Linked DNA regions of Mus musculus: region 2 is linked to region 1. The links are chromatin loops, found by intact Hi-C in ENCODE. Cell type or tissue: heart. All regions are shown on one strand.

Region 1 (2,500 bases):
ACAGTCTGGGGATTGTGCTCTAAGAGCGAATGGCTTCCTTTGGCATGTTTTTAGTGCTTCTCAACTCCAGGGAATCCTTTATGAATTTTGAACATTCTTCCCAAATTTGCTTAACAAAGTAATATCCTTAAAAGCACAAACACTGCTTTGGAGGCTCTGAAGAAACCCCACGTGCGGAGGAACGAGCCCGAGGCCCCTGACGTTCTGAGCATGCGCCCTGCCAATGAGCTGCATTGGCTTTTTATTTAGAGGCTGGATCTCACTAAGTTACCCAGGATGGCTCTATTTTTTTATTAGTTTTTTATTAGAATATATTAATTATACATAATGATTGGTTTCATGTGATATTTTCATGCATGTATAAAATTTTGTGTATGAGTGTGTGCGCATGTGTGTGAACCAATGACTTGTATACGGGTTTCATCCAGGAACATGGATAAGGGACTAGTTACAGAGAATGGGCACCTTCTAGTGGCTACACCACTGAAGAAAGTGCCATTAATGGCTTATAAAGCATCAGGGAGAGATGGGGCCTTGTTAGCATTCTCCACCTGTGACAGAATGGTGACAGTCCAATTGTGTTTGAGTGAGCACGGCCTCTGAGCGTTCAATAGTGTCATCACTACGTTATAGCTGGAGACCGCAGTCCACAACCCTTCACCCTATCCATCAGCCATTCTTCCCCCCCATTCCATGACATTTCCAAGGCAAAAGCCTAAGACGGCTTTGAACTCACTCTGTAACTCAGGCAAGCTTTGAATTAACTTGCAATCCTCCTGCCTCTGCTTCCCAAGTCGCTGGAATGATAGTCCTGTACCACCACTTCTGATTCCGATTTGGTGAAAATCAATATTATTTTTATTCAAAAGTGCTGCAACAAAATAGTAGAAACCCCAGATTATCAGTCAGTAAATCAAAGTTTTAAACGGTTGAAAATGTGTCTTATGTAACCAGATGACTTTCCCCCCCTTGGAAGCACGAAAAAAGCAAATGCGATGTTAAAGCACCAAGACTTGCCTTCTAGTCATGGAGCTGAAAGATTACAATATGCAAAAGGGAGGCTGGACGTGCTGTTACTTAAAAACTGTGTGAAGTTTAGAGAGGAAGACCCACAGGCCTGTGAGACCAAGTGTTTTCCATTAGAGCTGTGCACTGTGGAAGTTGTAGGATGTTCTGTGGATTCCTGGCTGTTCCTACATCTGGCCAGCAGAGGCCAGCAGGCACTCACAAATGAAAAGAGCCAGGCCCTATGGGGCCTTCATTTTCAGGACTGTTAGTCTAAAAGGCAAACCAACCCAGCTTCCTGCAAACTGGTGGGTTTCCCCTGATGCTAAATTGCTGACCTTTTCTAGCGCCTCAGCTAAAGCTCCAATCTTTGCTCAATGCTGAGCTGTGAAAGGAGAGCCTGCCGAGCAGCCCCACCTGGACACCGCAGATGGCCAGCTTCAGCGCCAGTGTTTTTGAGGCTGGATTGCACAGTGCAGTGCAACAATGTCTGATCACAGCGCTCCTTAGCTTTGGTCAGTTTCTGTCGTCACTTTTACAATAATAAAGACCTGTTTGTGTGTCTCTGTGTGTGCATGCCACGTGCGTGCAGGTGCCTGAGGATTCCAGAAAGAGGGCACTGGATTCCCAGCACGGAGCCACAGGCAGTTACACACCACTCCACATGGGTGCTGGGAACTGAACTCCAAAGGACCTTTTCCATCTCCTGCCCACATCCAATAACGGGGCTATGCTTGCTCAGGGAATGGTAGGCCTTCAGATGAGCCTGACTGTGTGCCTCTCACCTGCAATGCTGGGTGAGCTCATGGCCTTCTCCAGTTGCTTGGCATCTCTGGGTCTCCAACTTCCCCGTCTCCCCAAACAGCTGCTGGAGCATAAGTCATATCCTCCCCAGTTCACTGCCTGAAACCCTAATCCCCCCATAGCCCACAAAGAAGCTGTTAAAGAGAGGAGGAAGTTAAAGTGCTGTTGCCTTAATCCAGTCTGGGTGGTGTCCTCAAAAAGGGACTAGGGTTCACAGAAGGGACACTAGAGATGAGCCAACGGGAGAGACGAGCCACTGGATGCCAGAGGACAGCAAGGACTCATTACAGAGACCACAGAATTTAGCCCTGCCCATACCTTGACCTTGAACTTGTGACTTCCAGACCCTCAAGAAAATAAATGTCTTTAAAAAAAATTCTCCCTAGAACATTGAAATCAATAAAGGGGACAAATAGATATGGAAACCTAGTCCTTGGTACAGGGTGATTTCTGTGGAAATATTTGTCATATCAGTGTCTTCTCCTCCCTCATGGTCTGCCACGCCTCATAGCCACACCATCCCAAACACACTCTTCATAACAATTAAAAAAAAAAAAAGCCATGGATGGTGAACGATGTAGCTCAGGGATAGAGCACATGTAAGCTGCTTTGAAGTTTTAACTTATTTTTCATATTAAATTCTGGAGTGTTTGATTTTAAAAAAAAAAAAAAGAATATAGGTAGGTCTATA
Region 2 (2,500 bases), 440 kb after region 1:
AAGACTGAGCTGGGCAGGGTCTTTAGGGAAGCAAAGACATCAACAGAAAGGAAGGGCCAGAAGACCAGTCAGGAAATCCACCCTGTGCCGCCACCACCAACCACCCCATCCCCCCACCACCCCCAGCCCAGCCTCCACCCAATCCATCCACCGCCCCACCCCCATCTGCACATTAGTGGCTTGCTTCACAACGCTTTACAATTCAACTTCCAGTCCTCTCCTGAATTGGTCTGGAACAAGGCTGGTACTTTGGAGCCTTGGAAGACCCCTTCATCTCCATCAGAGAGCTCAACACAGATGGAGCCAGATGAAAAAAAACAGTAACGAGGATAGTTGGGATGGGGCACACTGAAGACAGAGCCTAAGAGTCTCAACCAAGGACAACCACTGGACGTGAAGGATCCCGGTCCCTGAATTTCCTACTTCAAGAGAGTCAGGAACTCTAGACTTTCCTAGAATCCTTCCTGATTTCTAATTCTTTTAAACGTTTATTATTTTGTGTGCATGTGTGGAGATCGAAGAACAACGTATAGGAGCCATTTTTCTCCTCTACCGTGTGTGTTCTGGATGTCACACTCAGGTCATGGGGACTGGCAGCAAACCCCCTTGCCCACTAAACCGTATCAACAGCCAAAGTTGAAAATTAGCGTGTTCTTCATTGTTGCTTTGGCAATCCTGGGGACTGAATAGCACCACCCACACACTAGGCAAGTACTCTACCACTGATATATACCCACAGACCCCTTTTGATTTTGAGTCAGGGGTACTAGGTTACCCACTCTGATCTAGAATCGCCTGAGGCTCCTGAGTAGCTGAGGTTGCAAGCTTGCCTGCCCCACAGACCCAGTGTTTAAATCAAATGCTGTGGGGAACAAAATTTATTATTGGGTAAGGTATGACCAAGAGATTCTGTAAGTTTGCGTCTTCCAGATCCACAGACCGTTACAATCAAAAAGGATCAATTATAAATTAAAACAGCAAAAAGTTCGAGTTTTAAGGAAAAACATACAGGGTTGTCTTCTGAAGTCATCCTGTCACATGAAAGAAAGTTGGGGGCCAAGCATTTTGTTTAAAGATAAGCAGACACAGACTAAGCCCCACCCCCACCCCTACCTCCCACCCCTCCACTGTTAGTGCGGACTGCTCTTCAATGGGCTAGTAAGTGTCCTGTGAAAAGAGCAGAGAGCCTCCTACCTCACACAGCTCAGCCTAAGCGAAGCTCGACGTGTGTGCCGAACAGTTCTCCCGAAAGTCAGCCTTCCTCAGTGATTACCCTCCTACACAGACAAGGATCCCCGGAGATGAGACTAGGAATAGCTTACACTGGCTGCCATCTGTCTTCCAACACACGGAGACTGTAATATCTTGAGACCAGGGTAGAGAGTGGGTAGTCCCCAAAGGCTTCGCCCACAGGTGGGTGCTCAGAACCTGGGGTGCGCCACCTAGCGTTACAGAAGTGAGTAGGTTTGCCTCCGGGAGCTCTGATGGCTGGATTATCCCAGAGGGCAAGTCTGGTTTTTTTGAGAGAACATTCTCCATTCTCCACAAAACTGAGCTTGCTTCTTTCATTCCTGATAGAGAACAGTGCTTCTAAAAGATAACGCAGGTGCCCAGGTCCACGTTTATTAACACCTAACTCTTTGTCAAGCTGTTTTGTTTTGTTTTGTTTTGAGATAGGTTCTTACTCTGTATCCCAGACTTCCTGGAACTCACTACGTGGTCCACGTTAACCTCGAACTTGAAGCAGTTCTTATGCCCCAAGTGCAAGGATTTCGAGTGTGAGCCTCCATTCTCAGCTATTTATCCTTTGTGGCCCGAGGTTCCTCTTTATAAATGTGGGCTACAGTAGAAGCCACCCTCAAGTGAGGTTGCAAGTGTTAGTGGTCTGATGAGTGGAAAGAACCTATGCCTCACGAACTATTCTCTATACTTCCGTGTACTGACCAGCCTCCAATGTGCAATGGGCCCAGAGGCAGAAATTCCAGCTTCCCATCCAGACGTTGATACTTAAGTGATGCTCTAAGAACCCTCTGGACCCCAACTTCTGCAAAATGAGGTTGCTTATACTAGCTAGAGAGTCTTAAACTGACTATGCATGAGCTACTGCAGACACAGTTAAAAGTATAGGTTCAATGGGTGGTGGTGGCGAACACCTTTAATCCCAGCATTCAGAGGCAGAGGCAGGCTGATCTCTAAGTTCAAAGCCAGCCTGGTCTACAGAGTCAGCGCCAGGGCTACATAGAGAAACCCTGTCTCATAAAACCAAAACAAGTACAGGTCCCCTGGCCAATCTAGAAGATTCTGTTTCTCAAGAGCTGATTGAAACTTGGCTTCAGAAGACTTTTAAAGGCCAAAACATTGGGATGTGCTGGCTATGGATTGAATGTGATTCCTTGAAAATTGGCTGCCAGTGGCATACTGTTGAGAGGTTGTGGGACCATGAAGAGGTAATTAGATCATGGGTCTCCACTTCTATGAGGGGGTCATATCACAGGAACGA

What was found. Peaks named below come from ENCODE experiments on the same cell type or tissue, not always from the same donor. Only the 100,000 strongest peaks of a DNase experiment are listed, where the experiment ranks them.
Region 2: it touches region 1 in a loop (13-fold over the local background); 9 of 42 quality-filtered maps call a loop at or near these places.

Annotation. Positions count from the first base shown.
Region 1 is chr3:101,811,507-101,814,006 of GRCm38, reverse strand. It overlaps Mab21l3 (mab-21-like 3), which reads left to right. Exons shown (of 7, transcript NM_172295.4): 7 at 1-931. Among named protein-coding and RNA genes, the nearest start is that of Gm33381, 15 kb to the left of the region's middle. In heart, a CTCF peak has its summit at 1,206 (motif pointing right); a DNase peak (open chromatin) is centred at 1,216; H3K27ac peaks cover 614 bases.
Region 2 is chr3:101,371,434-101,373,933 of GRCm38, reverse strand. No RefSeq gene overlaps it. Among named protein-coding and RNA genes, the nearest start is that of Igsf3, 4.4 kb to the left of the region's middle. In heart, a CTCF peak has its summit at 1,448; a DNase peak (open chromatin) is centred at 1,393; H3K4me3 peaks cover 346 bases; H3K27ac peaks cover 354 bases.